Linked DNA regions of Homo sapiens: region 1 is linked to region 2. The links are chromatin loops, found by intact Hi-C in ENCODE. Cell type or tissue: heart left ventricle. All regions are shown on one strand. Links, peaks and the distances in the headings refer to the core of each region. The heading gives the core; the rest is flanking DNA. Region 1 overlaps XLOC_008559 (a long non-coding RNA gene). Region 2 holds the start of ANKRD1 (ankyrin repeat domain 1).

Region 1 (11,960 bases), core at 2,101-10,100, 64 kb before region 2:
GTTAGTTACATACGTATACATGTGCCATGCTGGTGCGCTGCACCCACTAACTCGTCATCTAGCATTAGGTATATCTCCCAATGCTACCCCTCCCCCTCCCCCCACCCCACAACAGTCCCCAGAGTGTGATGTTCCCCTTCCTGTGTCCATGTGATCTCATTGTTCAATTCCCACCTATGATTTTAGATGCTATGATTATCTAGTTTAAAAAATTCAAAATAAGTAACAGCCAACTATTGAAAGGAATAAGGAAATTCAACAAGTTACCTAATTAAAAACTGATTTTTAAGATGGTCCCCGAACATCTACAATAAATTGTGAGAAAATATCATTTTTCAGAAGCTGCTATTTACAGTTGTAGCAAGCACTATAAATACCTCATAATATGGGTAATAAAAATGTATAAATATTTACAGAAAAAATTATAAATCCATATTAAATGATATAAATATAAAAAGGAGGCCTAAATAGAGAGATATATCACATTTACCATAGATAACTATAGTACAAGTGGCAAAATTTTTCCAAATTAACCTATTTAGGTACACTTCCTTTATCAATTCCAATAGCATTTTTCACAGGAATCCACAATCAGATCCTAAAATACTGGAAGAGGAAAGACTAATGAAAACAAAAACAAATGTGAGCTAAAACAAAAAAAATAAGGGCAAACACCACACCAGCTATTAAGACTTGCTCTTTAGCTATAATAATGTTAAAATTCTGGTATGGGTGTGGGGATAGACAAATGAACCAACAGAATGGTAGAGTCTAGGAACTGATCCACTTATATATGGGAATTTGTATTTAACAGAAATGATATTTCAGCCAGGCGCGGTGGCTCTCACCTGTAATCCCAGCACTTTGGGAGGCCGAGGTGGGCGGATCACCTGAGGTCAGGAGTTTGAGACCAGCCTGCCCAACATGACAAAACCCCATCTCTACTAAAAATACAAAACATCAGCTGAGCGTGGTGGCGTGCGCCTATAATCCCAGATACTCAGGAGGCTGAGGCAGGAGAATCGTTTGAACCTGGGAGGCAGAGGTTGCCGTGAGCCGAGATTACACCACTGCACTCCAGCCTGGGTGACAAGAGCAAAACTCCATCTAAAAAAAAAAAAAAAAAAAACACCAGAAATGACATTTCAAACAGCGGGAAAGTCTGGATCATCCTTGACAATTAACTTTCTGCTTGGAAAAAGATAAAATTAGATCCCTACTCATCACATAAGCAAAAGTAAATTCCAGATGGACAAAAATTTAAATGTGAAGGGAAAAAAAATTTAGAATTTTTAGAAAACAATGTGGGAGAATATCTTGAATGTAGAGTTAGAAACAGATTTATTAACTAAGGGACAAATGCCCACAAACCTTGAAAAGACATATAAATTTAACTACATGAAAATTAAAAAGCTATTTATAATAGAACATGACATAAACAAAATTAAAAGGCAAGATACCATTTGTGAGAACACTTTTCAACTCAGATAAGAACTTCAGAATAAATACAACTATAAATTTATAAGAAAAGAACAAAGGATTAAAACCTATTTCTCTCTCTCTCTCACATGCACACACATGCACATACACAACTGGTTAGTAAACATGTAAAAATGCTTAAGCTCATGAATAATTAGAGAGATGTGAATTAAAAAAATAAAATGTCATTTGTACTTATTGGATAAGAAAAATTGAAAGCCTCACAAATGATGGTAAGGATGTAGGAACACAGGGATTTCTAATCTAGCATGAGTTCAAATAGGTACAACCACTTGGGAGAACAATTTGTCTCTGCTAAGGAAGGTGCAGAAGTATATTTCCTACTAATTAGCAATTTCACTTCAGGGCATTTACACTAACAAACACGTGCACAAAGATGCATGCACAGGCATGTTCATTGCAATAAACAACAACGACAATAAAGCAATAACTAATTTTACCCAATAGGGAAATGGATAAGTAAACTATGGTATTTCACAATTAAGTTAAAATGAATGAACTAGGTCTACACTGTATCCACACAACATAAATAAGTCCCTAAAATGTACTGTTGAGTAAGAAAAGCCAAGTTGCAAGAGAATTTACAATATGATGCCATTTATGTAAATTAAGAATGCACACAAAACAATAGTAAATATTGTTTTGGATATACAAATATGTACTGAAAGCACAAGATCATGCATGGAAATGACACACACCAGCTTCAGGCAGAAGTTGCTCTGCAGAGGGGAGGAGGGGAGGGATGTGAGTGAAGGGGGCCAAGGCTTTAGCCGTATCTTTTTGTCTTTCTTTTGTTTCAAGTGATCTGAAGTAAATACGAGAAAACGTTAACAGTTGTTTAATCTGGATGGTAAGCATATGGTTGTCTGTTTTATATTCTGCACCTTTCCATATGTACAAAATCTTTCTTAATTTAAAAATTAAAATGTAGAAATATTTTTAATAGCTTAGAACCAGAATTCAAGTCCTTTCCCTCTAAATTGTCTTTAATACAATCAACATTTATGATGTCTCATGAGCCAGGCATGGGAGAGCTAGCTGTTCAGAGAGCTGTGGTCCCAAATTCAAAGAGTACAATCTCCTAACAGGGAGAAAGGGAACAATTATTTCTCATTCTTTTCGGTTATCGTTTGATGCCTGTCACTGAGAAAAACAACTGCAGTTTTTCGCTGGAACTAAATATAAATACACCAAGGAAAGACCTGTGTGAAGGGCTTTCCCCAGGGTCACATTCTTGGCTGGCACATCTACAGATGGCAGTCACAGGTTCCATTTGACTGTCAAAATGTCACTGGTTGTTGGTGCCTGTTCTTGTGTGTGTGGCACCACGAGGCCTCTGGGACCTAGGCCATGTCACCAACTGCAGGTAGCAGGGTTCCTCTGCAGCGGCCATGTTCTGTCAGGTGGCCCCTTGGTAGTTGCTACATTGGAGCAGAAAGATGAAGAAAGGAGCTCACATTCTAGTGGGGGAGACAAATATGTAGATCAAGCCATATGGTCCAGAGAGGAGGTAGAAACAACAAGCTAAAAGAATGGGGGGTAGGAGGCTGGGCATGATGGCTCACATCTGTAATCCCAGCACTTTGGGAGGCCCAGGTGGGAGAATCACTTGAGCCCAGGAGTTCGAGACCAGCCTAGGCAAAAAAGTGAGACCGTATCTCTACAGAAAATTAGCTGGGCATGGTGGCATTGGCCTGTGATCTCAGCTTCTTGGGAGGCTGAGCTGGGAGGATCACTTGAGCTCAGGAGGTCGAGGCTGCAGTGAGCCATGACTGCGTCACTGTACTCCAGCCTGGGTGACAGAGTGAGACCCTCTCTCTCTCTCTCTCTTTCTCTCTCTCTATCTCTCAAAAAAAAAAAGACTTTTCAACCAATCAATACAACTTTTTAAAAAATAGATAATTGGGGGTGGGAAAAAATGAGATTGCAGATTTCTTGGTCTTATTTCTGGTCAATGAGTATGTGAAGATCAGCCATTCCAATTCCATTCTGAAGGGTCACGCGGTATCATCCCAAATTGCTACTGACAGAGAATCCTTTAAGGAAGTGACACAGGAATCTGCTGATTAGGCTTAAAACACTATTCTATTCTCCTCTTCCACCTGCACCCTGCCCCCCGCCCAATGCCATAGTGTGGCCACAGTGTTATTCCCACATAGACAACAGGGTCACTCAGTGAGTGCAGATACAATCTGGTGAGTAGAGGGGGTAGAAAGGCAGCCACCCGGCAGGGTTAGGGAGGGAGACAGAGAGAGGGGTTCTAGCAGCAGCAGGTAAAAATGTAACAATTACTGGTGTTTCTTAATAAAGGCCTAAATCAAGAAGTAGACATCCCAGCTGAGACCAGTTTGCCTGGGACAATAGCAAATGGATGGCAAAAAGAAGATTCTGAGGCTACCTCACTTTGGGGTGAAGATAAACTACAGATTGAAATCACAATGTATATGTCTCAGAACTTGCTCTATTATTCCATGGTAGGCTAAATAATGGCCCACAAGGATCTCCAGGTCCTAATCCCTAGAACCTGTGATTGTTTCCTTATATGGCAGGAGGCTTTGCAGGTGTGATTAGATAAGGGTCTTGAGATGGGGAGGTTAGCCTGCATTATCCAGGTGGGTCTTAAATGCAATCATAAATGTCCTTACAAAGCAGAGGCCGAGAGAGATTTGACACAGAAGGAGAAGGTAGCATAACCACTGAAGCAAGACATTACGCTGCTGGCTTTGAAGATGGAGGAAGGGACCACAAGCCAAGAAATGCAAAGAATTCAGCTCTAAAAGCTGGAAAAGGCAAGAAACTGCATTTTCCCCTAGAGCTTCCAGAGGAGCCCAGCCCTGCTGACACCTTGATGTTGGCCTAGTAAAAATGATGATGTTGGACTTCTGGCCTCCAGAACTATGACAGCATAAATGTGTGTTGTTTGAAGCCGCCAAGTTTGTTGTCATTTGTTACAGCAGCCATAGGAAAGGAATACAGATTTCTTTAGCTGTTTGGATAGAAAAGATCATTGCAGACATTTGATATGTAGTTGTTGATAGAGTATTCTCCATCAGGTGACAAGATGCTGGCACTAAAGAAGGCAAAAGAGAATATGTCTGAGTGTGTGCATGTCTGTGTGTCTGTGGTATGTCAAGGTCCCTGGGAAAAAGATTCTGGGACAAAGATTTGCACGCAGGTGTTTACTGGGGAGTGCTGTGGCGAAACAACATCTGTAAAAGGGTGGGTGGTGAAGGCTTGAACTGATGGAGAGTTGCACTCTGAGGCAGTAGCACAGAGGCCTCAGCCCAACCCCCAGGGAGCTGTGGAGCTGGGGTAGTCCTTCAAAGATGGCCCAAATTGAGCAAAGGGGCCAAACTTTTGTACCCCTACATTGACTTGTGGTCAGATGCAGGCTATTCCCAGGGAAGGCATTGCAATCTTGAGGCAGCAACCTTTGATCAAGGACAATCCCTGGGGTGAAACTCAGCTATGGGCCATCAGCAGGCCACATTCCCAGCATCTGGGAGGGTATGTGCTTTTGTCCTGAGATGGGTCAGGACAGCACACCACACAGTATCTGCTACACCATAGAAGCATCCCTCAACCCTACTTTGATAAATTTCCTGATGCAGAGATGTAAGGGAAAGTTTCTTATTGACCCTCCTCTCAGGACTTTCCTTCAGAGACACAGTGCGAGTCCCAAGCTAGTGTGATTCTTTTAGAAACCTGCTGACAACAGCTCAGGGACACCTAGGGCAAAGCTGCTGACATAACTCTAAGTGGTTTGGTCTTGGACTGAGGTTTGAAAATAGACCTTCCAATGGACTATTTGGAAAGCCTTCTGAGAAAGCCCCTGAATAAATACCGTAGCCCCTTGCTACATGGGTTAGGATTGTTTTGGCCAGGTTTTCTGGGACTCACACTGTGCTCTGGCTGATAAACTAAGCCATGTAGAAAGCACAGGATCACAGAGCCAAATCCTATCCCAACCATCACACCACACCAAGCATCAGCCAACTCCAGCTTCACACTCCAATGCTGAGGCTGTAGGACACTGATTTCCAGTGAGCCCATACTCTGGAGAGATCCACTGTCAGAACAACTTTAAGCTAATCAAAGGCCTTTGATTTCAGCCTTTGTTGCTCTAAATCCTGCTAAAAGGCCTCATCTGCTTAAATACTGCATTGAATGTAATTTAGTGGTACTGTAGTAACTTGGAACCTCCCAGGGACTCAGAAGAATCACTCTGAACTGAGTGTGATATCTGAAGGTCTGGGGTCTTGTCCTACGTCTGACAACTATAAACTGTGTGACCTGGGCAAACGCTGCTCTCTGAACCTGCTTTCCTCCCCTGTAGCATGAAGTTGAATAAAATTACCTCTAAGATTCTGTCAAGTCTTAATGCTCAAGGAGTCTCCTATAAGCATGGAGGTTGCAGAGAATGACATGCGTGTGTACAGATGCTTGCACATCCTAGAATCTGCTTTGTTGGGAGAAAATTCCTGCCATCAGATTTCTTTCAAATGGATGAATATATGAATATATCATGCTTATTTGCATCAGCTGCTTTTGCTCAAAACCAGCAGCTCAATATTCCCTGAATCACCAAAATAGATTGCTTTCATCAGCCTGTGAATATTCCAGGGGCTTGTGCATGAGTGGCCATTACAGTTTTAAAAATCCACAGGATTATTTTTTAAGTTGAGCAGAATGGTAGAATAGAAAGCCTGCTAACTTATTTGCCAGAATATTTGCATTGCAATTCGTGTCAACTTCTCACCTTGTGACATTGGCAAGCCATTTAATCCCACTGAGCTGCTGATAGAGATGCCAGTCAAGGTCAGCTCTGCTTACCTCACATGGTAACTGCAAATATCAAATGAAATGGAACTCGTGAGAGAACTCTGGAGCCTGTAAAGCTTATCAAAATGAAAGCAATTAGTATCATTACTTTAACACCTTCAAATCCACACACAGAGAATCTATTTCATCAGTTGCATTTGCCTGGGAAGAATATTTCCTTTTCAAAGTAGAGGATTTTAGTCAGTGTTGTCAGAATATAAGCAGAGTGAATACAAAGATTTATTTTGCCAGCTTCTGAACTTCCCAAGAGAATAATTCTCAGTAGTAAGAGTTGCTAAAACAGCATGTGAGGTCACCTGCTCTTAGCAACAATTGGTAAAGAAAGAAGTAGCCCAGCATTCTCCTAGAGGACCGGTGCTCACAATGGGGCCCTGCAACTGCAATGGGTAATTTTTCATGCAACCTGCAGCCACTGAGCCCCTGCTTCTGTATTAGTTTAGTCAGTTCTGTTCGCTCCTTCAGAGCATGTATTAGTTGAGTGGCTTGTCTTGTTAAAAGGATGGCTGCAAAGGTGAATCTAGTTGCAATACAAAAATCGTAGTCCTTAAGACTTTCCTATATCCTATTTCTGCTTCCAATTTCCTATTTCTGCAACTTTATTCCTTCCAGATTGCAGCAAGCTCACAGAGCAACTCCTCACCTATTCTCTTCTCCCAGTGTGGTCTCTCCGAAAAATCCTACCCATGAAAGAGAAAAACCCACAAAAGGTGTCATCTCCATAAATGCAGCATGCTGCTGTTTGCAGATTTTTGGAAAATGTTGAATTCAACTTCTCTTTCAAAATATGACTGAGAAAACATCATAGTAAGCTAATTGACAGCTGACTTCCTATTCTTCTTGCTGCAAGCTTAAGAGGGCTTTTATAAAGCAACAGTGAAGGAAATGCAAACTATATCAAGATTAGAATGGCTTACGAAAACTCTGCTTTTATTTACATATATTTACTGAGTCTCTATTTTCCCCTTTCCACTCTTGGGAAATACTGATGATCAGTGCTGGTGCCTGAATGGGAATTGGTGTGACAGGTCTGGAGGGGACAGGCTGAGGGCTGGGCTTAATCAGAATGGATTGGCAGGTGGCCTTGTGCACCACGCTGGTGATGGGGTCTGTTGTTATAGAAACCAGATTCCTCCGGGAGCACACAGGTAGGGGCAACAGGTCTTTGGGAACAGAGTGCAGATAGTAAACCCTGGAACAGTGCTGCAAAATTCAGTGCAGGCTGACAGGCAGACTCATGCACAATGCAACTGAGCATGACAGTCAAGCACATAAGAGAGACCAGCACTCTGTGTTCAGGGTTGAAGCTCTGTCTTTCCTTCCTCCAGGCAGATGTCGGTTAGCAGGTGTGCTCTGCCCTCTCCTCACCAAGGCAGAGCTTTGCAGGTGCTTGTGATTATGGAGCCAGCAAGAGTTAGGTCTTCTGGGAGCCTTTCAGCGGTACTAATGTCAGTTACTTGTGGGTTCCTATTTTTTTACAGTCAATTAACTGGAGTTTCACACAGTGTTACGAAAAACATGGATCCATGTGAGTTGCCTTCCTCTTCCTGCTCTGAATCTCTCTCTCACACACACAAACACACACACACACACATCCACAGGGTAACACAAATACAAGTAACAACCTTGACACACACTCTTACATAGGCCCATCCTCATCAACCTCCCCTTCATGGACCCACCTTCATAGGTATTTACATTTCTCAGGTTAGAGAAGGCTTGTATTTCAGAGAATAGAGCTCACCTGTGTTTTTAAACATTTCAGCTAGCAGGTAGACGTTTATTTTGATGTAAGGTGGTTGTCAGGCTTGCAGAAATTTGGGTTTGAAGTAATGAAGCTCCATCTCTTTTCAAAACAGCTAAACTGCCTTGGTTATGATTGTTTGTTTTTTAACTTCCCTGAGAGTTTTCATGGTGTGTGGTTTCAAAATAGCCCTGTCAGAGACTCTGAGGTCGACACTTGCTTGCTCACCAGTTTTTCCAGGATATAAGAAATGTGTAGGCCGCCAGACGGGAATAAACCTGGCCAGGGTGGCCTTGTTTTAAGGTGTCTGTGGACCAAGAACCTTTCTGCTCTGTGCCTCTGGACGAAGAATCTTGACATCAATTGCCAGTAAGACTCTCCCAGCCCAGACACCTCATGTTAGAAGTACCCAGTAGGGTTCGTTAACCCATGACTTTGTAAAGACAGCAAAAAAGGCCAACAGAGAGTGATTGACTCCAACTCTGAAATGAGAAGTATGTACAGTTTATTGCACAGGTAACCAGAACACATTTCTGCGTCCCACAAGCCATAAATAATATATAGTTCTAGAATCAATTTCCACGGTCTTTTAACCAAGGACTTGTCTGTAGGCAAATATCTCTATCTGATCCTGTTCAGATCTTTGTTCCTTTCCCTGTTCCAGTTCTCATATATTTGATGCCCTCTTCAGCGTCTCTTTCCATTTAAGTTCTGAGCCCGTTTATGTGGATGGAGCAGAGATACTGCTATGTGTTCGCCCAAGTCCTACTTCTGAGCACAAAGGAAAGCTCATTTCCGAGCTTCCCAGCCACTAGATGTCATTGACTGAGCCCTGCCAGTGAAGTGCTAGGCTGGTGATCAAGGCCACTTCCATGAATGCATGGAGCAGAGCCTTCCTCACGCCTCCCTCATACAGCCATACCCGACTGTGATGGGCGAGGAGCAGATCCTTCCTCACGCCTCCCTCATACAGCCATACCCGACTGTGATGGGTGAGAAACAAACCTTTATTGTGTTACTCTAGCGAGATCTGGAGATAGTTTGTCACAACACTCAGAATAGACTCTTACATCACGGTTGGAAATACTAACTTTGAGGAATTCTTAGTTTGTCTGTCTACTATAGCTCAAAGTTCAGACTTTGAGAATATTTCTTGTTGACCATAGATGTGCCCAGAACTGCTCTGATCTAATGCAATGCTTATTGTCTGGTGTTCCAAGAATGGCTTCTCTGTATGCAATGCTTGAGTTATCTATTTTTTAATATGCTACCTGAGTTTCATTGCATAGCAGGGGTTTAAGTTATGTAGCTTAATGATGGAGTTATGTTCTGAGAAATGTGTCATTAGGCAATTTTGTCATCGTGCAAGCTTCAAAGAATGTACTTACACAAAGCTAGATGGTGTAGCCTACTGCACACCTAGGCTATATGGTGTAGCTTATTGCTTCTAGGTTGCAACAGCATGTTACTGTACTGAATGAATACTGTAGGCAATTGTAACACACTAGTGTTTGTGTATCCAAACATTTCTAAACAAAGAAAAAATACAGTAAAAATATAGTACAAAAGATATAAAGTAATACACCTACATAGGACACTCAACACGAATGGAGTTTGCAGGACCAGAAGTTGCTCTGTGTGAGTTAGTGAGTGATGAGTGAATGTGAAGGCCTAGGACATGACTGTACACTATCGTAGACTCTATAAACACCTAGTGTACACCTAGGCTACACTAAACTCATTAAAAATTTTTCTTCAATAATAAATTAACCTTAAAAATTAAACTATAACTTTTTTTTTTTTTTGAGACAGAGTCTTGGTCTGTCGCCCAGGCTGGAGTGCAGTGGCACCATCTCAGCTCACTGCAACCTCTGCCTCCCGGGTTCAAGCAATTCTCCTGCCTCAGCCTCCTGAGTAGTGGGGATTACAGACACCCACCACCACACCTGGCTAATTTTTGTATTTTTAGTAGAGATGGGGTTTCACCGTGTTGGCCAGACTGGTCTCGAACTCCTGACCTCACGATCCACCTGCCTCAGCCTCCCAAAGTGCTGGGATTACAGGTGTGAGCCACCGCACTCAGCCAACTATAACTTTTTACTTTATAAACTTTTAAATTTTTTGAAAGTTTTGAACCTTTTGTAATAACACTAAGCTTAAAACACAAACACTCTATGGCTGAACAAAAATATTTTCTTTCTTTATATCTTTATTTTGTAAGCTTTATTCTAATAAAAATTTTTAAATTGTCTTTTACTTTTTAAACTTTTTTAAAAACTAAGACACACACACATTAGCCTAGGCCTACGCAGAGTCAGGATCATTAATATCACTGTCTTCTACCTCCACATCTTGTCCCACTGGAAGGTCTTTGGGGCAGTAACAGGATGGAGCTGTCATCTCCTATGATAACAATGCCCTCTTCCGGAATACCTCCTGAAGGACCTGCCCAAGGATGCTTTACAGTTAATTTTATTCCTTTATAAGTAGAAGGAGCACAGTCTAAAATTGCAATAAAAAGGATAGCATAGTAAATACATAAATCAGTTACACAGTCGTTTATTATCATCATCCAGTATTATGTACTGTACATAATTGTATGTGCTACACTTTCATATGACTGGCAGTGCAGTAGGTTTGTTTACACCAGCATCACCACAAACACATGAATAATGCATTGTGTACTACGTTATGACGGCTACTTCACTAGACAAGAGGAATTTTTCAGCTCCAGTATAATCTTATGAGACCACCATAGTATATGTGATCTATTGTTGGCTGAAACATCGTTATGCAAAGCATGACTATATTAATAGTTCATAGCATTTTGGTACACACAATGTGAAGAATTCTTCCCCATTGCACAAAATTCACTCACCCCTGGTTCTTCTCTGCTTAGCAGTATCAAACGTTCTCCAAGCTCAGACTTACTTGTTCCCATCTTGGCATGTGAGCCACATATACCTATAGGCAAGCCTGGAAGATATCAGCCTTCTTGGACCTCCCATGGAAGATCCCTGCTATACATCTTCAGCAGCTGCACACCATCAGGACAAGTTCTTCATAGTGAGACATCGTCAGCTGCCCATAAACTGAGACCACTTCTAGACCCAATAGGTTTAGGAACAGCTCACTTACTTTTGAGAACTGGCAAAAAGGACAAATATGGATCAGTGAACAGAGCATGGGATTAGGTTGTGACCTGCATTTTAGTTCAGGCTCTCCCACTAACTTGCTGGGTGACTTTGGACAAGTGGAAACTTCCCTTGGCCTATGTTCCTTGTTTTCTCATCTTAATATACAGATAATAAATATTACTTTCTCTGGCTAACCTGTCAGGGCCCTTTAATTGTTACAAAACAAAAATGTATAGCATACATAGAAACATGGAAAAATTACAGTGGGAAAAAATATTAAAAATTATTTTAAGAAAGCTCATTTATAATCAGATAGTTATGTGTTATGGGCTAATCAGACCTCTGCCAGAAAGAGTTGCTTTTTGAAAATGGACATTATTTTCTTGGGGTCTGTTTGACAGTTTTCCCACCTTAGTGCACATATGAAACTGGAACAATGATCTGTGAGTAAGAAAGACATCATCAGTTTTCTGGATAGCTTGTTAGATTAGAGGTCTTGGTCAGTTAGTACTGCATTCCAAATGTCTACTCAACAGCATTAAAGTCAAGTTGGCCTATAATGAAAACTATTAAAACCAAGATTGGACAATTCCATGTCTATGAATTTATCTTATGAGTAGATAAATATGAGAAATGACACACATAAGAGGATATTCACTGTTTGGAACAACAAAAGAGTAAAAACATCTATATTTGCACATAAGGGGGACTGGTTAAGCCAACTACGGAAATCTGTGCTC
Region 2 (11,960 bases), core at 3,413-11,412:
TACAGGATCCCACCAAGGTTCATGCTCTTTCTTCTCTTTTAATCAAAGAGAGAACAATTCCTCACTTCTTTTTTGTTTTGTTTTTCTAGTCATTTACCTTTTTGAAGAGCCCAAGATAGTTGCCCTGTTGAATGTCCTACATTCTGAATTTGTCTGAAATTGGATTCAGGGTAAAATTTTTGGTAAGAACATAAGTGATGGTGTGTACGGTATTTCTTGTTGCAGCACTTCAGGAAATGGATAATGTCAAGTTGTCCCACAGGAACAGACTAAACAAACGTATTGAATGAGTAAGATAATACATATGTATAGAACCTCTTCAGGTGTCATTTGCTCCAGTGTGTACAGTTACAGAACTGGACTAGACGATGTGAAAGCCCTTCTAATGGTCCAAAAGCCTATGTTCTGAAGAGCTTAACAATACCCAGTTATGAAAATGGTTTTGATCCAGTGGATGAAGGTAGTTCAAGTAATGGCAGTTCAAGTAATGGCAGTTCAATGGCAGTAATTTCACCTTTTAGCTTTTTTCCCTTTGACTAGCAAAAGTCATCGGAAAAAATGCTCAATACGTGTTTTTGGTGATGATCATTCCTGAAGCTAGAATGAGACAAACAGACTAAGCTGCCCAGCTGTAAGTAAGCCACAAGAAACTGTATTGCAGTAAGATTTTTAAATATGAGGATAACGACAAAGGGAGGTTTTAGTTTTTAAAGTAATAGGGTTCTACCTGCCTAACTCTGGCCCTTCCTGGTCAGGGAGTGGACTCAATGACCACTCAGTGTGTTACTGGCCCTAAATTTCTCTGATTCCCAAGGAATCCATAGTGAAGATATTCTGTGGCATTTGCCCTTTATTAGGAAACTCCAAACTACACCAAGAAAATATTTTTTTCGGTACTTCTTCTTGAAGTCAGAAATTGCATTTTAAAAATAATTTTCCTCTGCTTTAATAAATGGCTAAAAAGGTTAATGGATTTTCTATCTATGTTTGCAGTCACAGAAGCACTTATCTCTCATTCCAAGTAGATGTTCTATGTAATTGGGTGTGAAGTAATTCCAAAGTTGCATCAAAATCTTTTCAGAGCGTTACTATGACAATCAAACTTCCTTTTAAAAAATCATCTCAACGCAAACTCTCCATCATCCCACCGTCCATTGAGTGAAATTTAATCTCATGAAGTAAATTTGGCTTTTGAGAAAGTTGAGGGGTGGGAGGGGAACCATTATGCATTCACATTTTAACTGATTCTCCCACTCACACCCATTCTTCTTGAGGTTGTAATAGACAGGCCAGTTGTCCTTATCACAATCCCAGAATGTTGATTGTTAGAGGCTCTGCCTTCCTAATGTTCTGGGAACCAGTGTAGGGGGCCTAAACAAGAACCCATTATTTGGGGAAATAAGAATGTAATAGAAAGTCACTGAGATCCCTTCCTGGACACTTATCACTACCTTTTCTATGGGGACAGATGTCAGCCTAGGCAAGAGCTTGGGCAGGGATTCTCAGAAGGGGAAGAAAGAGGATGAGGCCTTATAAAAATCTCTGCGGTCTTAGAAGGTTTGAAGAGGCATAATCAAAATTACCACTACTTTTATTTCATCTTGACCCCAAGTTGATCTTCTTGAAATTTCTATCCATGTAACAGAGAGTGTGAAATTTTTATGTTTATCAAGTGGGAGAATGTCTTAAAGATAGTGGAAATATCCTGGGCTAGTGAAAGCTTTATGGACCGTTTCCTCTTTTAGAGGCATTGGAGAATCAACTTCACTGTCCGCACGTGATGCTGCAGTTATGAATGTTTATTTCTACCTTTTGATTCAGTGACTTTGAGACCTCAGTAAAACTTTAGGGCCCTAGAAATCATTTTGTTCTCAGCTCTCCTTTTATAACTTCAGGATTTGAGATGGTAAGAGGTGAGAGGACTTGCTCCAGTGAACACAGGGCAAAGCCAGGATTTAGAGGTAAGCCTCCTGATTCTTCATCCCATCCCCACCAGACCCACAAAACTACTGTCTCGCCTCACTCTTCTTGATTTGTGGCAGAAGAAGCATGTTATATTGTCTGTAGTTTTTGTTAAATACTTCAGTAAAACTGTGTGAATGCCGTGAGGGCAGAGTCGTGTGTCTCTTGAGAGCATAAGTATATCTCAGCTCTAGAAAAATGCCTGACACAAAGTAGAGCTAAATAAATATTAAATGAGTAGGCCAGGCACAGTGGCTCATGCCTGTGATCCCAGCACTTTGGGAGGTCAAGGCGGGAGGATCACTTGAGGCCAGGAGTTCAAGACCAGCCTGGCCAACATGGCAAAACCACATCTCTACCAAAAATACAAAAATTAGCTGGGCATGGTGGCATGCACCTGTAGTCCCAGCTGCTCAGGAGGCTGAGGCAAGAGAATTGCTTGAACCCGTGAGACAGAGGTTGCAGTGAGCCAAGATCGTGCCACCGTACTCCAGCCTGGACAACAGAGCAAGCCTCTGTCTCAAAACAATAAAATAAAATAAAATAAAATAAAATAAAATAAAATAAAATAAAAAATAAATGAGTAAATTGTATGTGTGTGTTTCCCATGGTCTTAGCATAGGCAAGAGTCTTCAACAATCAAAATTCTGAGACCAGAATAACAATAGCTTGACTGTCCACTACAACTTGGAGAAAATACACGTGTATTTAGATACATATTCATTTAATTCTACACCCTCGAGCAGTATTCTCAATGCTGGGAGGAAATTAGAATCAACTGGAAAACTTTAAAAAATACCAATTCCTTGGATCTTTGAGCAGAGATTTGGATTTCATGTGCCTGAGCTGAAGCCTGGGCATCAGCATTTTTTTAGAAGCTTCACAGAGGATTCTAAGATGCACCCAGCTTAGAGAATCACTGCTTGAAGAAATGTTAGTTCACACCTGAGAAGCCCTGACTCTGCGATTACAACTGTTGGGGTTAGTTAGCATTTGAAAGACACTAATGAGCTGCCCCCACTCCAGTGGAGGTAATCCCAAGTACTTTACCTATCTTTACCTTTGATAGTATTGACAGATTAATGGTTAATTAGCATGAGAAATGTTACCAATTATTTCTCATTGAAAGGAGAATTTGAAATATGTGGTTTGGTTAGAAAAGAATATGAGCCCTGCTGGGTCTCAGGTAAATATTTATTTAGCCCCACTATGTGTCAGGCACTTTTCTATGCAGTTGGAGTCCTAGGCTTATAGTGAGTGCTAGGACTCCATCCTATCTTGTGTTAGGCCATATGTGGAGGAGTCTGTAATCACCTTGAGTGGACTAGAAAATTAGCTGAAATATGCTGCCAGAATGTGGTTGTGGTTTCATTTGCTTCAAGTGAAACTTTTTCTTTTATTTTTTTTTAAATAAAAAAACATAGAGCCAGGATCTCGCTATGTTGTCTAGGCTGGTCTCGAACTCCTAGGGTCAAGTGATCCTCCTGCCTTGGCCTCGCAAAGTGCTGAGGTTACAGGCATGAGCCACCATGCCTAGTCAAGCGAATCTTTTGTGCTGGACACTGTCCAAGGGCCTAAATGGACAAAGGGCTGGGCTTCATGAGTTTACTGAATAGTGCATGTGGCCCTTTGTGCCTGTTGGCTGGTGTGAGTTCATATGTGTGGCAGAATTTGCACTGAGATACCTTATTTACTGTAACAAGGCACCTGCTGTAAGGTGTGGAGGTGAGACCTACAGCCTTCACCTACCTCTAACGTCAGGAGGCCACCGATATCCGTAAAAAGTAACCTACTGTGGGCAGCCCAACTGTGTTAGGGCAGTTTGTGCCCTTTCTATCCAGAGTCCTGGGCAGAAGGACTTTAGTCTTGATTCTGCCTTTCGAGAGGCAAGGAAGGCAGGTGCCACAATCCTGCTGAAAATGTTTCCAGTACTTTTCTGCTTTTCAAATACAGGTTATCCCATTCCTGGCAGGGGAGGGGAAACAACATTAAACCTTATTTGCTTCACTTTTATGACCTTCCTTTGGCATTTTCAAACACGTAACTGAGCCATGGCTTGCTGGTCAGGCTAAGTCAGCCACTTCTCTGGGCCAAGGAAGGTGCGTAACAGCTGGGACTGGGAAGGCTATTAAAAGGGATGGCAAAATGAGCAATTGTAAGTACAACAGTGGAACAAGGAGGTTTCCAAGTCAGAATCTGGCTACAGTCCTTGGAGCACTTCCTTTTAGTATCAAGTTGGGTGTTCTAAGGACAAGGAGTGTTAATAACAATAAAATTTTATGTGCTATAAAATGCCTTTTTAGAAAATAAAAATGCCCATTTTAAAAAAACAGCCTACATGTCCACAAATGAGAAAGTGGTTAAATAAGAAATGGTAGGTCCGTGCATGGAAATTCATGCAGTTGTTTCTAATAGCAAGATAGATTTGTTTGTGCAGATAGGAGACAATCTGTAAGACACGGTTACTGAGCGAAAAATAATCAAGTATCAAATCGACAGTAAGATCTGAACTAAATAACATTCTCTGTGCTATTTTTAACAATAATGTGTCTATTATATAGTTAAAATATAAGAATGAAAAGTTGGAGTAGAAGTAGAACGTCTGGAACTTCATATTTTATACAGAAAGATAAAACTGCCCTTGGACTTGGAGCTGAGCTATGGCACATGGATCTGGGTGGGGTCCAAGCGCCTCTTTTAATCCCTAGGTGACAGCAGTAATTGCTTTAGGTGCTACTTCTCTGCTTCTCACTTTCTCCAGCTATAACCATGGTCCTAATTCTAGTCACATGTCATTTCACCCATGGAAATGCATAAATCCTGAGGGGAGTGGGAAAAGGCTCATGGGGTGACACTGGAGAAGCTCAGGGATGCTTCCTTTACTCTTTCTGGTTGGAGATGGGTGATGCCAAGTTGCTTTATGATTGTAGAACCAACTAGGACCTTTATTGTTTTAATTCATCTTAGTAAGGATAGATTATGTCCAGATTGAGGCTATGATAAAGCCAAATACACAAATATAAGAATTTACACCACTGGGTGAACTTTTATGGGAAGGATGCTTCTGAAAAACAAATGACAGAAAACTCTCCGCCAGGGGAATTTTTTTCTCAATTTTGATGAATAAGAACGATTTGAAAATACAATGGTTGTTGTTTTTATCTTTTTAGAGAGCTAAAGGTGCCTAGAATCTCTTTTCAAAAAGCAGATTCTCTCATGTTTTTTTTCTTTATTTGTTGTCATATTCTTTTTACATCTTCTGACCACTTATCCTCAAGTTGTACCTCTCATGTTTTATAATGACAAGCTGGATCAACATGGGAAAAGGTTGAACTGGCAGTGATTTCACCAGCCCTGACATCCTTGCATCCACCAGCGTGCTCCTTTAAGTTCAGCCCATTCCATCAACTCATCTTCAAGTGTCATCCTCTGCAAAGTTTTCTTCAAGACTTCCTGGAGCCTCTCTATAGAATCAGCTAGGTTTCAAGGGATAATTAAATGCCTGGAGAAAGAAAAGGGCTTGGTAAGCCTCCCTGCCCACTTTCACTTGCATTCTTTGAGGTGATTGAAACAGTAAGGAGCCATTTAATCAGTTTTGGTTGCATCCTGAGTGGGTCTAGGTGAGACTTGCCCTAGGAAATCTTTTGGGCTCAATGATTGTCTGCTTCTGTTGGATGGAATCAGGACTCTTCAACCTAGCATTCACCAACTAGCTGTGCATCTGCAGCAAGTTACTTAATGTTTCTTTGCCTCAGCATCCTCTCTGTAAAATGAGAGCATTAGTCTTGCTCCAACTTCGAGGGCATGGACAGCTCTGGGATTTCATATCCAAGACCCTTAAACATCCCACAGTCCTTCCCCCAAACACTTCTCCTCCTAATACCTCCCTCAGTTTGGGTCAGGCCTGGAACAAAAAGGCATACGAAATGGTAGAAAAAGTGTCCATGACTACTTCTGACTTAGATGAAGAGACCAATGAAAATAGTAATGACTCTGTTTGCTTCAGCAGGACATATACTAAAATAGGAGCTATACAAAGAAGATTAGCATGGACTCTGTGCAAGAATGACACACAAATTTGTGAAACATTCCATATATTAAAAATAAATAAATAATAAAGAGAAAAGGAAAAAATTAAAAAGAAAATAGTGATAGCTGTGTCCATCTCAAAGAAAAGCCCAGGAGATTTCCTTTAATTAACCCCCTTTTAAGATAGAATATTAGGAGACCGGAACATATGATACAGGAGGTACTGGGAGGGTCCCTCTTTGTCAATGTTTTGTCTTGGGGTGGGGAGTCGATGTCTTCTCAAAGTTTCAGAAACACCATCCACTGACTGAGCATTCAAGGGGGAAGAGGAGAATGGCAGCCACATTTGTTGATTGGGTGAGTTTGGGGAGAAATAGACACACAAAGGTCAAACATAACTTCCTAATTAACACTTCCCTCCATTCACAATTCCCTTCTCCCATTCTTCTCTCCTTTCTTTTACTGAAAAAAACCCAGTTTTTCCTGAAACTATAAAAAGACCCCAGTATTTTTACATAATTTACACCTCAAAGATTAGAAACCAGAAATAGAGACCTTTTTCAACCCTTCCGGAAGCAAAGTGCATTATCCCTCCAGCCACGTGTCTCAAATCTTGATGCATCAGAATCATCTGGGTGCTTTGAAATTCAAGATGATTCCTACGAGTTACCATAAATCAACTCAGAATTCCCTGGAGTGGGGCCCAGGGATCTGTATTTCTGACAAGCTCCCACAGGTGATTCCTTTCCCCACAGCATTTGAGAACTTCAGCTCAATGACCTAATCAGAGTCCTGCCATTGCTAATAACTGGTCTCATTTTTTTCATATATATATATAGTATTTTTGGTAGAGATGGGATTTTGCCATGTTGCCCAGGCTAGTATTGAACTCCTAAGCTAAGCAATCTTCCTGTCTCTGCCTCCCAAAATGTTGGGATTACAGGTGTAAGCCACTGCACCCGGCTGATAGCTGGTTTCATTTACTCTATTTCTTGACCACTCTGATCCATTTTGAAGTAAAAATGCTCCAATTATTATGCTGTTTTAGAACACGGTAAGCATGTCATGTGCTAATTATGGCCAGTGACATCATAAAAGAAAAGTGCATTACTGAATGCTTTCAATTTCTTATAATGATGGTAAGGTGGCATGTCATGGGGCCTATTTAGCCCCAGACATCACTCCAAAGAATTCCAAACAGATATAGACAAGTGCCTTTAGGGCCCAGATCCCTTCCCCTCAGGCTGTTTACCCAGGGAATAGGATGTCCTGGGACAAGTTTCCCCTAAGTGAAGTGTTGATAAGTCTGCTTATCAGAAAGATATTACTGGGGGTGTGATATGTAGGGCATCTACATTTTCTTGATAGGTAGTCATATGAAAGCTGACAAAGAAAAAAAGGGCAGTGATGTGGTGCAATGTCAACAGACAGCTGTCCCCTGACTCTTGACAAATAGGATGACTTGCATTGCTGAGCGATGTGATCACCACCAAAGGAATGGCCCTCTCACATTTCTTCCTGATTCACATATTCAGCAGGGTTAGCTTGTCCTCCCCTCCCTCTTCAGCTTCCCAGACACTGAGTCTGGAATGAAAATTCACCTGCCTCTGAGTTGGCTCCTAATGGGGGTGGGAGTGTTACTTCGGTTCCCAGGTTGGAAGATTATCTCACCCGGCCCCAGCTATATAAGCTGACCGGTGTGGAGGGGCCCAGCAGGGCCAACTCCAGGGATTCCTTCCACGACAGAAAAACATACAAGACTCCTTCAGCCAACATGATGGTACTGAAAGTAGAGGAACTGGTATGTAAGATGCATTAATTTTATAAAATGAAAACTGGTTCATCTTGGTTTTTATTTGAAAATTGAAATGCCCTTTGCTTTCAGGTGTAATGCAAGGGAACTCTGAAAATGTCATATATGGAAAAAGGTTGATGTGATGAAACAAGTGAAATTGGAAAAAAAAAATGGAGCTACCAGTAATGAATTCTCTGCATATTTCCTATTTAATATCTTCTCCTTTGGTTTTATTACTACAGTGTGGAATCACGTGTAGTTATCAAAATGTCTTAGGGAAGAAGTGTTATTGAAAGAATGTAAGCCCGGAAACTTTACAATAAGGCGAAACTCATCAAAAGTACCTAAAGTTGAGTTTTAATTAAGCAGAGAAGGTTTTTGATTTTCCTAAAAGAAATGTGATTAAGCAGATTAAAAGTAGATTTAATCTGTCAACCTAACCCAAGCTTTGATTTAACCAAGAGAGTAGGACAAGCATCTGAAGGTAATTCTGGGACAATTGTAGCAGTGTGCATCGCAGCTTGAGATCTGAGAGTGCACTGCTCAAAGGTGGCTGTTCCCAGGGGAGAAGGACCAAGAGCCTCCTGCGGCATTGTCTGTGAAGAATGACCCAGGACGAGGCTGCTGCTTCTGACGCTGCCATCTTCTTCCCTCATAGGTCACTGGAAAGAAGAATGGCAATGGGGAGGCAGGGGAATTCCTTCCTGAGGATTTCAGAGATGGAGAGTATGAAGCTGCTGTTACTTTAGAGAAGCAGGAGGATCTGAAGACACTTCTAGCCCACCCTGTGACCCTGGGGGAGCAACAGTGGAAAAGCGAGAAACAACGAGAGGCAGAGGTGAGAGCCATCTGTGGAATCCACTAGTAGGATGTTGGGGCTGGGGTAGGGAATGGAAATGTCAGGGAAGGAGAAGAGAGAAACAAACCCAATCATTAAGATGTCTCTTTACCAGATTCTAACCCGTAAAGAGGCAACTTGTATGGAACAGGTTTTGGGAAATAACTCTTTGACAAGACTATGACCTCTGAATTCTGAATCAATGAATAAATGTGCTGTGACCATGTTTTGATTGAAAGATACACATGTCCAGTGAATTCCTGATGTTACACACCATGTAGTTAATCCCAAGCAACGGAGATCTCTTTTTCTCAATAACATGGTCTGTGGTCCATAGATCATTGTTTAACTGTCTGCTATCTGTGTTGACACAATCTGTGTTTCTGGGTGAATTTTCCTTAATTACTAACACAGATAAAATTTGCTTTAGTTAGCTGTGGTCCCTGGACAGTCTGTTTTAGAAGGCTCTGCTTAGTGAAAGAGAATGACATTGATATTTCAGAGCTTAACATTTATTGTTAGATTCTTTTTATCATGCTCAAAAATTAAACCAAGTTTTGAGCATAATTTTAAAAATCCTTTAAAAATCTAAGACTTGCTTATGGCATTAATTACAAAGTCATCACTTAGAGACCAGATCGTGTCCTCAATTGGTCAAGGGCTGATTCTACAAGCAACAGAAGTAAAGATGATGGCAATTAGCTGAAAATTAGACTCCCAGATAAATATCTGAATAAGAAATCCCTAAAATGAAGTCAAAGATTTATATAATTTTTAAAAAATGTTTTTGCTCAAACTGTTCACATGTTTATCTCAGACCTTGCAGATTTAGTTTAGACACAACCAGAATGCTTGTCAGTAGAACTCACCATATTTTTGAAATACGAATTTCTTTTTTAGCTCAAAAAGAAAAAACTAGAACAAAGATCAAAGCTTGAAAATTTAGAAGACCTTGAAATAATCATTCAACTGAAGAAAAGGAAAAAATACAGGAAAACTAAAGTTCCAGTTGTAAAGGAACCAGAACCTGAAATCATTGTAAGGGCTTTTTTTTTGGTTTCCAGTAATACATGTCCAGTGTTGTGCTACAGGGGAGCAAATATCTGTGGAGGGTTTGATTGAATGCTGGCAAGCTCACGGTAACTCTCATGCTATATATATATATATATATATATATTTATTTATTTTGGCTTTAGACGGAACCTGTGGATGTGCCTACGTTTCTGAAGGCTGCTCTGGAGAATAAACTGCCAGTAGTAGAAAAATTCTTGTCAGACAAGAACAATCCAGATGTTTGTGATGAGGTAAGACTCATGCAAAGCACTGCAAAATCCAGCTCATTAATTTTATGTTTCTTATGCTTTACTCCAGTCTTGCTAATATAGTGCCAAAGTCCTTCCACCTGAAACAGTTTCCCCAGCTGTTGCTGTGTATGCCAGGAGCCTAATAGGAGAGTTCAGTGGTCCAAAAAATAAATAGATATTAGATCAGTGATACGGATTGCATTGTTTTTTGCACTCATATACATCTGGCTGATTTTTCAGTTTTTCTTTAACTTCTTAGATTCTTGGGATAAGACTTTTAATGTGGGCCAAAAAGTCACCTTTAGAGATATATTATTAGCATCATCTTTGATTAAAACCAAGCACGTCAACACTAGATAAGAAATCTGGAGATTGGAGTTCAGGGGCCAGTTGTACCACTACTTGGCTATTTGGTTTTGAGCAGCTAATTTGCATCCTCTGGGCTGTGGTTTCCTTATCTGTAAACATGGGGCATTGGAGTGAAATAACGCCTAAAGTTGTTCCAGCTCTAATAGTTCATTAGCCCATTCAAATAAAGCCAATTTATCAGAAATCACTAATCTTTTTGTATTCTTTCCCCCATGAAGTGAAATTGGGGACCGCTTCTGAAGTTGAACTAAAAACATGTCTCCCATTCTCCTAAAAATGAATGGAAACTTTTTGATAGTCTAGCAACAGTCCCAGATGCAAGAAAGCTGTCTGATCTGCATGGTAATGCTACATGAACAAGGAAGGTGCAAGATAGAAGAAACGGAGATGTCAGCATTTAGATAGTTTTGAGCCTTTAAGTTCACACTCCTCAACGTAGGCCTTTGAGCCCTTGGAAATGTATATTGGAGGAAGCTCAAATATTAGTTGCAGGATAATTGTTCTGATTCTGCAATTTTAGTTAACTTTGACATTTCTATTCATAAAGAAGCACTTGAGTTTCTATCAGTTAGGTCATCAGAATCTCCAGCTTCATAGCTCTTAAAAGGGTTTACACACATTTTTATATTTATTGCTATCTCTGTTTAAAATCTCTGTTCTGATAGTATAAACGGACAGCTCTTCATAGAGCATGCTTGGAAGGACATTTGGCAATTGTGGAGAAGTTAATGGAAGCTGGAGCCCAGATCGAATTCCGTGATATGGTAAATATATTTCTTTGCTTGGGAATGAGCCAAAAGAAGTAGACTATATGAAGCTCCGGAAAACCTCCAATGCAAAACCGAGCTGATTGGATTGAAAATTGATCTGAGAGAACTAGGCAAAAGCTCATTTCTCCAAATAAAGGAAAGTTGGGAGATGAGAGTAGGTCATGTGAAAATATTTTCCATACATACTGAAAATAGAGGAATATTTCAGGGAAAAGAAGGAAGTGAAAGCTGTTAAACTGAATTCAATATCCTCATCAGCGAGTTAGTCATTCATTTTCGACACTTGCCTTTCAACAGCCTTGTCCCTCCATTGTTCACAGGGCAGCCTGCTTATGGTTGGCTGCCAGCAACATATACGAATTCTCTAGCTGCACACTTTATATGATAGATGCCAATTGCTACCAATGAGATTTGGGGCTAGACTGCATATGAAATGAATTGCATCTATGGAAAGTAGCTGCTATTCAGACCTCAATAATTCAATCACTGTGATTTCTACGAAGACCAGTATGCAGCATAATTTATGAACTGAAGATTGAGCTGGGAAAATTCTTTATGTATTTAAATGCAGCTCATTTTGACTTTATAGCAAAGCGGCAACGGGATATCAAAGAAATCCAAGGGACTTGGCCAAAATTGAATCCAAAACATAAACACATTGAAAAAAAAATCAAGAAACAAAATATGAAGTTTGCATGGAAACTAAAAATCATGAGTGTGGGATTAAGGCCAGGGGCATACCAACCACATAGATCAGTGAGGAGAGGGTCTCCTAGGGGTAACTATACACGTTACAACTGTAGACACAAGTGACTACAGTTGAGGTACAGAGGCTGTGCTAGCAAAAATGAGCAGAAAACCCACAGAAGTAGAGAAAGAGCGACAGGGACCCT

The links. A loop is a pair of places that touch in the nucleus more often than their neighbours do. Peaks named below come from ENCODE experiments on the same cell type or tissue, not always from the same donor. Only the 100,000 strongest peaks of a DNase experiment are listed, where the experiment ranks them.
Region 1: a loop joins it to region 2, with 11 times the contacts of the local background. A loop is called at or near these places in 25 of 110 quality-filtered maps.

Annotation. Positions count from the first base shown.
Region 1 is chr10:90,979,845-90,991,804 of GRCh38, reverse strand. XLOC_008559 (a long non-coding RNA gene) reads right to left here. Exons shown (of 6, transcript NR_131214.1): 4 at 6,260-6,345; 5 at 1,083-1,107. LOC107984252 (a long non-coding RNA gene) reads right to left here. Exons shown (of 3, transcript XR_001747547.2): 2 at 10,962-11,230; 3 at 10,529-10,585. Among named protein-coding and RNA genes, the nearest start is that of XLOC_008559, 39 kb to the right of the region's middle. In heart left ventricle, for the core only: no CTCF peak of the experiment used is centred there; no DNase peak of the experiment used is centred there; H3K27ac peaks cover 4,836 bases.
Region 2 is chr10:90,916,833-90,928,792 of GRCh38, reverse strand. It overlaps ANKRD1 (ankyrin repeat domain 1), which reads left to right and starts at 7,706. Exons shown (of 9, transcript NM_014391.3): 1 at 7,706-7,792; 2 at 8,445-8,624; 3 at 9,525-9,662; 4 at 9,821-9,928; 5 at 10,963-11,061. The coding sequence starts at 7,766. It also overlaps the pseudogene RNU6-740P. RefSeq lists an enhancer at 2,617-3,503. In heart left ventricle, for the core only: no CTCF peak of the experiment used is centred there; a DNase peak (open chromatin) is centred at 7,674; H3K4me3 peaks cover 3,847 bases; H3K27ac peaks cover 5,223 bases.